2 separate regions of the Mus musculus genome follow, and region 1 is linked to region 2. A link is a loop called in an ENCODE intact Hi-C map of the cell type or tissue named here. Cell type or tissue: gastrocnemius. All regions are shown on one strand. Links, peaks and the distances in the headings refer to the core of each region. The heading gives the core; the rest is flanking DNA.

Region 1 (5,370 bases), core at 243-5,242, 79 kb before region 2:
CTGATTTGTCTCAAGGAGCAGGGTTTAGAAGACCAAGAAAACAACTGGGGACAGGAGTGATAGCTTAGTGCTTACGAGTCCTTGCTGACTTCCAGAGGACCTAAGTCCACACTGGGGTGAGGGATGACTCATAATGTCCTGTAACTCCAGCTCCAGAGGATCTGATGCCCTTTTTGGGCCTCTTTGGGCACCCATACACACAGGGCATACTCTCCCCTACATTCACATAAATAAAAAATGTTTAAAGAAGAAAACAGTTCACTAAGCAAAAAGAATTCTCAGGGATGTGCGACCGAGTGCTGCTTTTCCCATCAGTCACCAACTGGCAGCACGGAGGTTGAATATGGCTCACAGATGCTTCGGGTTTGGCCTTCTTTCCCCTGCACAGTGTTTTCAAAAGTAATGTGAGGAGACTGGTGTTGTGGCTGCTCATACCACAAGCTGTCTCAGACTTGGCCGGCTCCTATTCAAATGCTACTTGCCAGGGCTGGGCTGGAGAGTGTGGTCCTGTATGCATCTGGTAGCATCCCCAGGCCAGGGCCCACTTGCTGGACCAAAGGCTTGCTGCTTAAAGGATGCTTGTCCTTAAATCACTCACATAGGACCCTCATAGAATGGATACCTTCACCATGGAGGTCTGGCCAGTTGCCTAGCAGCCAAAAGGATGAAGGGCCAAGTGCTGGCTAGCTTCTGTATCAAACCTTCTCAGGTATCCCTAGTAGGAAGTGATGGGAAAGATGGGCAGACTGCAGAGCCCGGGATTTCTCTGAACCCTTAGTGTGCTCTGAACTCTTAGTACTGAAAAGAAACAGTAGAGATCCCAGAATCCCTCACATAGCTCCTATCTCAGCAAGCAACTACATCCCAGCAAGCCACCTGGCCAGGCAGTGATAATATAGGCTTAGCTACAGAGGACCAGGTATATGTATGTCTGCAACTAAGATCTAGCTTCATGAACTGTCCGCACTCAGAGCCCCAGGAGGCCCTGAATGCACCAAGAATGGCACAGTTTGGTGTGTGGGTTTCTGTGGCTTCCGTTGAGCAAACTGCAAGTTAGCTGGAGGAGGCAAGGAAACCTCAGGGGGTCTGCCACTGCCAGACACAGGTCTGGTTGCCAGTTCCTGCTGCTCCTACCTATCTGACACTGGGCTCTCTGGCCTTGTCCCTAGCCATGCCGTCAGTGCCAGAGCGTTCTGGTTTCAAGCTGTTCAGAAGAAATCCACATGCCACAGCTACAGAGAGGTTCCCCAAACATGTCTCAAACATACACACATATACACATCGCACAACCCCAGTCATCCTCCAGTCGTGTTCCATCTCCACATATCCACCCTCCTTCATCTTCCCAATCTTTGGTCTTGGCCACGACTGAGCCTCGCCCAGCCAGCACCTATCATCCTTTAGCACCTGTGAAGCCTGACAGCCCCCACCATCTGAGTGCCCATTCCTTTTTGTGGGCCTCAATCCCAAGTGTATCACTCAGTGCCTGGTTGACATGAGTGGGCTGTAGTCACACAAAAGAAACCGTGCCCGAGAAGCATGTCAAAACATTTCCCCGGGACTTCGCAATGTGTGCCGTGAAGTTGCTTTGCAAAGTTTACCTTTTCCATTCTAGTTAATGTTGCCAAAGAGGACTATGGGAAACTTGTCTCCTTGAATTCATAAGCAAGCAGAGTAGGAAAGAACCGGGTTAGGGAGGCCAAGCATCAGTCTCCTTCCCTGGGAAGCACCCTGGAGTTGCTTCAGACCCATGAGACAGCTTAGTCAGACATGTGGGCCTTTCCCTTTTGCCACCCCTCTCTCCCATCCCTTTCCTAGCCACCATTTTGAAGCCCATGACTACCCACATGCAGGGTACTGGCCACTGTGATTCCCCAAAAGGACAGTCCTTCTCCAGCATTCATGCCAAGTTTAGGGCAGCTCTAACACAGTGTGTGCACTGCGGCTGTAGCTATCAGCAGTTCTGCTTTCCACCCAGTGCCTGACTATGGCTCCTGACGGGCCCACACACTCACCAGCATCTACTCAGTTCTCAGCCCTTCTTACCCAGATGCTGCCCCAAAAGAGTTGGGCTCCGTTGCTGCTGGAGCCGAGCTGCTGCCTTCCAGTTGCTGCTGTGTCTGTCTAACATCTCTAAGGGAGCTGTGCCCTGCTGGCCTATGGCCAGGCTGATTTGCAGCTCATGCAGCCCTTGGGACTGGTTAATGCCAAGGAACCAGTGGGGGAAATGCTTCCCTCATCTCCCTGTGCCCTCTGTGTGTGGCTCTGTGGAGTCCCTCCATAGATTGGGCCATATCCAGCACACACTCCCATTCAATACCCTGTCCTAGAGAGTACCCTGCCAGGCAACTTGGGCTAAATCCATACTTTGTGCTTCCAACCAATGCCCTCTGTATGCCCAGCTGGCTGCCAATGGCACACTGTGCTTGGTCCTTTCTGCACTGTAGACGGGCACCACTTGTGCTTGGGTATCTAAAAACAATCACTTTCAATGGAATATCATCTCCCTGTGCAGCTGACCACACAAGTCAGAAATACTACTGTTCTTTCCTGGGCTGTTTCAGGAAGCACGGTCAGTCGTGCCTGGCTGCTGGCTACTAGATGGCATTGCAAACCGCTTAAGCAAAGCACTAGCACGTTTCCTTTCAAAGCAGGTTAAACAAAATTCCAGCGTGCCAGAGTTAAAAGGGGGAGTAAACACAGTCTAATCCCAGCAGCACAAATGTAAATGCTTTCAGGCACTGAACAGCAAATGAAAATGATGGGGTGCGTCAGGGGAGGGGGGAAACAGGCTGGCACACTACACAACTAGAGCATGCATGTGCTGGACACAGGCATTTCAAATGGATTTCGTGTGTTCATCAACAAACACCTCTGTGGGCCACTCTGTCCTGAGTGTAAATTTGAGACTCTTGTGGAAGATTAGAAGCTCAGAAAATCAGAAGATTTATCCAAGGCTACTCATTCAGCCAGTGAAAGAGTCCCCTGCATAGCTATTTATCAAAATAAGTCAAATGACAGCTCTTTTACACACAAAGCCATGCAAGGTATTTTTTATGATCTTATTCGTAACACTGGGATGGAACCCATGGCCTTCCGTGTGGTAGATAAAGCACTCTACCACTGAGGCATAATCTAGTCCACGATGTCCTTGTCACACTCACCCTTTCGTGCTAACAAGTCCTGACCCTGTTACGTCCTAAGAAATCTCTGCAGCCCTAGTCCTAACCTGTACCGACATAGCTCGTCTGTCTTCAGGGAGCTCTCTATCCACCAGAGGATGCCAACAACTGGGCCAGGACTGGCTGAGTTCTTTGAACGGAGGCATTTGGATTTTATGATGTAAGATGCAGAGTAACCTTGGGAAAGTCCTCAGACAGCTGTTCTGTATGCAGATCCATCTCGCAGTGGTAACGAGATGAACTGGGGTCAGGCAGCAGGGTGGGAGGACTTTGGAGGTACGGTGCAGGTGGTAAGCCAGGGACCAAGAAGAAGGGCTGAAGCAAGGACGTGGAAAGACTGGGATGCAGGTAAGGTGGGTGGCAGGGGGGATGCCTAGAGTCTCAACAGAGGAAGAACCCTGGTTGTCCAGGGTTGAGGGAAGCAGATGGGTGTGGATATCCACATGCTTTTCTATGACAGTAGCATGAAGATGAATAAAAAGAAGCTAGATAGTTTTATTCTATCATGGCCTTTTCCACTCCGTATGGAAAACTGAGCCCAGGCCTTCTAACCTCTAGACTCTTATATGCCCGGAAGTGACCCCTGGGGGAATCCCACTCCGAGCCTCTGGTTGAAGTGGTCTGCCAATTTAACAGATACTAATCAAATAAATAACTAAAATACATTCTCCACCCCTGGCCTCTTTCTGTCCCCCACTCCAAAACAGCTCTGTGGGAAAGTTAGTTTGGGAATTTCCCACATGTGTCTATGACCGCAATGCCCGAGCAATGGTCTGAGTCAGCTATATAACCTTCAAAATTCAAAACTTGCTTCACATCCAGGCAGTATGACTGGGAGAGACATAGTGATGCTATCACATGGCCCCCAGTGTCACCTCAGACACCACCTGAGATTTCTGTGCTAGCCTCCAAAGGCCAAGCCCTAGGCCACAGGTAGAGAGGGAGGCCTGCCAAGGCATGCAGCTAAACTATCCATCTCAGCAAATGGCCCACTCCTTCCATCCCATGCCAGTGCAATTGCCTTCAGTTTCCTCTTAAGTTGCCCTTTCCTGTGCCCTCTGGTGAACGAGCCAAAATCGTTATGGGGTTCAAAAAAAAAAAAAAAAAGATAATGACTTTCAGTCCAAACTTTGGTCATAGAAAAGGAACTCAAAATGTTGTAAATGAAAGCGAAGCTGGAGGAATCATGGGCCTCTGGGAAAAGGATTGGGACTTTGTAGTTCAACTTTGGTTCAAATCCAGCTTGGGTCCCTACCAGATTTGTGGTTTGCTCACAGTTTTCTCACGTCTCAGATCACAATGATGTGATTCCCTTTTCAGGATTGCCACAAGGATTAAATAAGATGTATGCACAGCTCCTGACACTAGTGGATGCTCAGGAAAAACTAGCTCCATCCTTCATGTCTACTTTTAAGACCAAGTGCTTTTGAAAATTAGAACTAGGCAGGAGGGGTAGCTCACCCCTGAAATCCTGGCACTCAGGAGGTGGAAGCAGGAGAATCAGGAGTTCAAGGACATCCTTGGCTATATAGTAGGTTTGAGGCCAACCTGGACTACTGGAAACTTTATCTCGTAAACACTAGAATAAAATAAAATAAGAACCAAATGTGTTACTAAATGCTCCCTAGTGAGAGTTGGATGGAGAGAGAAAGGTACAGAGAAGGGGACCAGCATCTTATCTCATCAAGCAGGGGTTGAAAGGCAATTGATAACCAATGACAGGGACATAAAGGTGTTAGGATACTACAAACACTACTAGGGATGAAGAATGATGACAAATGATGCAATGGCATTACCTCCTCAGCCAGCTGGGCAGAAGTCAACAGATTGCTCCAAATGGTAAAGGAAAGAACAACAGTTGAAGAGGTTTATCTAGAAAAATGAAGAACTAAAATGTATAGCCTTGAAGAAACTTGGCTTGAAAAAGGCGGAAGAAAAAGGTTTGGTACCAGCTTCTTGCCATTGAGAAAATGGTCTAAACGCTAAGAGTGAGGCATAGTGGGGAGGTCTTAAGGCCATGCAGGAAGTGTTCTTGAAGGAGTTGTGAGACCCTTTTCTCTTCCTTTGTTTCCTTGACTTCTGACCATTCATGAGCTCCTTGGCTTTGCCCTGCACCCCTGCCATGTTTGACTGCCACAGGCCCTCAATAGTGAGGCCAATTGATCAAAGACACAACACCAAAACCATG
Region 2 (5,370 bases), core at 311-5,310:
TCTCTTCTTCTTCTTCTTCTTCTTCTTCTCCTCCTCCTCCTCCTCCTCCTCCTCCTCCTCCTCCTCCTCCTTCTTCTTTTTCTCTCTCTCTCTCTCTGTGATATGTGCACTCACAATAAATAAAATGTAATAAACTAAACTAAACATACCTAGAGCTATATAGTGTTTTACTACCTAGATCTTAAAGGAGATATTATACCCCTAGGCTGATGCCCTGATTGCTTTTGTAATCATCATGTAAGCATCTACAAACATTAAATAGATCTCTGAGGGAGGAATAGGATTGCTTGGATTGACTCAGCACATGGCAGCAGACATGGAGCTATTTCCCACTGGCTTTGACCATAACAAGTTTGAGAAGATCACAGAGTAAAGGCCACAGGATGCAACAAAATGGGTCACATCCAAAGCCATATGTGGGGAGGGGAAAGTGGGACTATTTAGAAGCAAGGTCATGCCTTGGTATGGCAACTGCCATAGATTCATAGACAAGAGACCTGGTTCAGAGCTGAGTGGGCCCTCTTCCCCTGCCCCATGCCAGTTACAAGAGTTTCTAGGGCAGTCTCAAAGGGGCTCAAGTTACCAAAGAGCAGCCTTTGGGGGGAGTGTTGCCAGGCAACCAAGCTAGTCCAGTCCCACCCCTGTAACCTTGAAGATGGTGGGAGCTTGACCTGAGACAGTGTAAAGAAGCGGGTGATCCTTTCGCATCCACTTTCTCCTCTTCTAACTTCCCTCCTGTCCTGTCCTCCCCTGCTGCTTCCCAGAGCCCCAGCCCAGCCTGCATGCTGTGGGTCAGTGTGACTTGTCACTATTCAGTCCTTTAGTGGCAGCCAAGTTGTCCCAGCAGGGAGGCCAACAAGCTGCTGGTCTGTCAGCTGTCATTCACTCTGGCCATGGTTCCAAACCTCCCTCCTTCCCAGATTTCTTTCCCACTAGGATTGGAAGAAACAGCTAGAGGAAGAATATGAAGGTAAGTCCTGCTAGATAGGCAGTCTACAGGGTAAACTGTTAACGGGAAGAGCTGACCCTCAGCATGACGGTCAGTAAAGGTGTGAGGATGCAGGGAGGAAAGGGTACGAGAAAGAATAAACAAAGAGGACTAGACCTCACAATGTCTGCTTGTTTGTTTATGATCAGAATGTAATATCCAGCCTGCTGGACACCTCGTTGAAGCTTATGCCTCAGCAACAAGGGGGTGCCAGATGGTACTCTCTCTGATTATGCTCCCCACCTCTCTTTGCACTTGGCACTTGTGCCTCATCCCAGCGACTGAAAAGTGCACACTGGGAATCTCAATAAGAGGCTAGGGCAGCAAACTAGAAAAGCAGCTCTTCTTAGAGACTCACAGAAGGTTTGGTGTGTGCAGTAGTTCTTGGAATGCATTAGGGCCAAGCAACATGAATGTTCTCAAAGGTAAGTGACCACACTAAAGAAAAGAGATAGACCCATTCTCAGCTCTTGCAAGCTTCCAAGAGGCTAACTCAATGACACTTATCTTAAGTGTCATTTCCCCCCTTTAACAATATACCTGCAGCATAAAACTATCTCTTTCTAACCCAATAGATCACTAGAAAGGGTTAGGCCCCCAAGTGACTTAGTGAAGCTATCCCAACACCCCAGCCCATGGGAAGGGCTGTCTGACTCAGCAAACAGAAAGCTATACTTTGGAAAAGCAGAGCTTCCTCCTAGTCCTCAACTTACCCTGCTGAACTCAGTAGGTGGCTCTCAGCAGGCTGTACACCGCAGGCTGTACACCGCAGGCTGTACAGAGATTTGGAAAAGTATTCTCCAAGTCTTATCAAGTTTCTCCTAGACTAATCCTGTTAATCAGTGGGACCCCAGGGAAAGAAAAACAATGACCTTCTTACCCTCTTTGTTAACTGAGAAGGAGCCAGACCCTGGGCCTTGGCTTGCCTGGTCCCCTACCTCCCAGAGGCTTCTGGTCCCGTGGCCACATTCCATCTGGCAGTCATCTGTGTCTTCCACCTTCCTTTGCTCAAAGGATTCAGTTTATTTTTCTCTAGCAGTGACCTCTGCCATCTACCTCAAAGGACAGAGACCTTTATGAAGGAAGAGGGGCGCCAGAACCTCTGACTCCTGTCATTTTGTTAGGGGTGGAGTCTGCAAGGAAGAAAGGCTGACCCAGACAATTCTCTCCCAAGGCCTCCCTCAAAAGTCAGCAAGTAGCCATCTTCCACCTCCTTCTGAAACTTTCTGGCACACTGCTCCCCCGACACCCCTTCCTAGCCTTCCCTAGGTGGCAATTGGCCCTGTTACCTGCCATTCCTCCTCTACTCTCAGCATTTTTAAACATACTCAGCCCCGACCCCGTTTAAGAGAAGTCCCACATTCTAAGGGAACGCTGCGTTTTTTGCAGAAGAGGTCCTCCCTATCCAAAGTGTTGAGATCCAAAGTAGTAAAGAGCCTGAGCTCCCGCCCGCCTCCAGTCTCACAGGTTCCTAGTGTTCAGTAAGGAAACTCCCGGGACCTGGCGTTTCTCGGGCATGGCTGGCGAGCACATTTTTAAGAAAACCGATGACAGTCTCTTTAAATGGTTCTCTCCCGCAAATCTGGGCAGCCGGACCTTAGCGGCTGGGGCGGGGGTTTGGGGTATGGAATCCGCTAAGCCCTGGGCAGTCTCCCCTCCCCCTGCCGGCCACTCCCAGCGAGGCAACGCGGAGTGTGCGGGGAGAAGCGAGCGGGAAGGGAGCTCGGAGACGGCTGGGCGCGGGAAGCCCGTTCGCAGTCCGGCACGAGGTCCCACGGGTCTGGCTGCAGCGGCCCCCGCCGCCCGGGAGGCAGGCGGGCAGCTCGGGCGCGATTTCCAAAGTGGCCCATCAGGAGAGACGCAGGCACGGCCATTCGGTTCCCGGAGCCACCGGGACTCTTTGGTCTGCGCCGCCCAGGACCCTACGGATCCCCTCCCTCTCCACCAAGCACTCCAGAGGTGGCGGCAGCCCCCAGACCTAAGCAGAGGGCCACTCGGGACCGGGCGAGCGGATCCCGGAAGGATCGGACGGCGGGAGGGCGTCCTGGAGGCCGTGTCCCTCGATCTTTGAGGGGCGGCCACGGGCAGACCCAGCGGGACATCCCCAGAGGCGGGTGGGAGAGGGTCGCGGGCGCCTCGCGCCTTTTACCTAGCAATTCTTCATCATCCTCCGGGCCAAGCAGGCGACAGGGAAGGCGGCGGCGGAGCCGGACGGTGCGCCGGTACAGGCTGTCGGTGCGGCGCCCCAGAGCCAGCAGGTGCCCCTCGAGGTCCTCCAGCAGAGCCAGCGAGTGGCCGCAGAGGTCTGCGAGCTGGCGGAGCAGACTGAGCGCGGCCAGGTGGCTCACGTCGCGGAGCTCAGCCAGCGGCTGCGGAGGGTTGCGCGGGCACAGACGCTGGGGCACCACAGTGCGCCGGTAGAACGGCATCCCGGGCGCGGGCGCGGGGACCGACCCGGTCCGCTAGCCTTGTGGCACTCGGGAATCCTGAGAGGCAGCGGCGGTCCTGGTGGAGCAGGGCCCGGGACGCGGGCGCGGGCGAGCGAGAGGCACGGGCGGCTGTGCGGGCAGGCGGCTTCACAGCCTGCAGCGCCGGCTCCCCGCGGGCTGCACACTCGCAGGAGCCACCAGTCCCTCTGACTCTGCTCCACTGGGCTCCTCCTCCCTGGCTTTCTCCTCCTCCCTCGCTCAGCTCACTCAGCTACTTCGGGATTCCTCCTCACCCCACCCCCACCATCCCCTTTCTTCTTCTTCTTTCTTTCTTTCTTTCTTTCTTTCTTTCTTTCTTTCTTTTGCGGTCAAAAATTCGCAGATTAACGCTTGATCCGGGAGAGAAGAAAAGGAAAAAAAAAAAAAAAGGAAAGAAGAGTAGAAAGAAGCTGAGAGTTAACCGAGGGAAGTCTGTGTGAATGTGTGTTTGTGATGGTCGGTGCGCAAAATGTGCCCGGGTCCTCCTGAGGAGCTTCAGGCCCAGTACCTTAACCCGGGTTAAGGTTGTTTTCTGCTTTGTTTTTTAAACTTAACTTTCTTTGTAAATACTGAACAATGCAGACACACCGGCGTACATACGAGCGAGTCACAGCAGAGACACGAAGTCTGGCTTCATGCATCTAGTTTTCCTTCTAAAATATACTCCTTGCCACGCACCAGTCTCCATTGAGCAAGCTAGCGGCCAGAACCTTAGAATCAGAGGAGAGAGAACCAAGTATCTTATTTGACTGTCCAGGAGGGAAGTGACCCTAGCACTGTGGAACTGTAAAGGCAAGAGCGAATAAATACAAACCCATTTTGTGGAGTAACTTATTTCGTTGGGATTGAGGGATCCAGTTTGCATTTTGTGCCAAAAGGGAACACCGATCTGTTTCCTTTGGGGGGCACAATGAGCTCCTGTAGTATCCCAGAAGAGGGGTTTCAGGAGCTGAGATGTGCTTTCAGTGCAGACAGCCCCGATTTCTCTCAACTGTAGAAGGTAAAATGTGCTCAGACAAGTAGAGTACCTTTAGTGTATTCTATGTCTGCATGCACTTGGGACATTTCCACCCAAAGCTGCTCACACTGAACTTTCAATGGTTTCTCCACTGCTCTGCTTTCATTTGGGCTGTGCTCCTTTTCATCCTACATATGCTCTGTTGAGTATAAGCCCACAGAATCTATTAGCAAAATATTTTTAAACAAAACACTTGTGCCCACACTAACACAATGTGGACTGTTTCCATTCTTTGCTTCAGAAAAGTTAATTGTTCCTTAGACAGTTCAAGAAAGCTCTATGCAGGCTGGAGAGATGGTACAATCATTAACAGCAACGCTGGCTGCTCTTCCAGAGGACTTGGGTTCAATTTCCAGCACCCACCTGGCAGCTCACAGCTCTCGGTAACTCCAGTTCCAGGGGATCCAACACCCTCTTCTCAGCTCTGAGGGCACCAGACCTACATGCAGGCAAATGCTTATACACTTAAAATAATAAAGTAAATTTAAAGAGAATCTCTGGTTTTAAATGTTTTGCTACACAAAATTAGTATGTGACATGATGGCTATATTCATTGGCTTTATTTATTAATTCTTCAATGCAAATATCAAAACATAATACCGTGCCCTACACATATGTAATTATTATTTGTCGATTGAAAATTTAAAAAAAGCAATGTACTGCAATCTGGTTGCCTTCATCTATACTCATTTCTTATTTAGTAAATAAAAACATAGTTACTAGAAACACTGAGTTCTAATTAAAGTAAGAATCAACAAACGGACAAAAGGTGGCCCCTCTTTTGAACTGTGAGGTCCAATTGTGGAATAAGAATCCAAAGTTCCTTGCTTGATGAACTCCAACCTCAGCCAAGAGAGTGACTGGCAGGAAGTAGTGGACTTGGCTTTACTCAGCGG

The links. A loop is a pair of places that touch in the nucleus more often than their neighbours do. Peaks named below come from ENCODE experiments on the same cell type or tissue, not always from the same donor. Only the 100,000 strongest peaks of a DNase experiment are listed, where the experiment ranks them.
Region 1: a loop joins it to region 2, with 1.8 times the contacts of the local background. A loop is called at or near these places in 1 of 42 quality-filtered maps.

The regions. Positions count from the first base shown.
Region 1 is chrX:101,926,242-101,931,611 of GRCm38, reverse strand. The region is part of intron 1 of Nhsl2 (NHS-like 2); the gene reads right to left. Among named protein-coding and RNA genes, the nearest start is that of Gm25828, 16 kb to the right of the region's middle. In gastrocnemius, for the core only: no CTCF peak of the experiment used is centred there; DNase peaks (open chromatin) are centred at 530, 1,114, 2,213 and 4,122; H3K27ac peaks cover 35 bases.
Region 2 is chrX:101,847,615-101,852,984 of GRCm38, reverse strand. It overlaps Nhsl2 (NHS-like 2), which reads right to left and starts at 3,600. Exons shown (of 8, transcript NM_001163610.1): 1 at 3,138-3,600. The coding sequence starts at 3,417. In gastrocnemius, for the core only: a CTCF peak has its summit at 2,657 (motif pointing left); DNase peaks (open chromatin) are centred at 2,191, 2,762, 3,029, 3,446 and 3 more places; H3K4me3 peaks cover 1,761 bases; H3K27ac peaks cover 1,157 bases.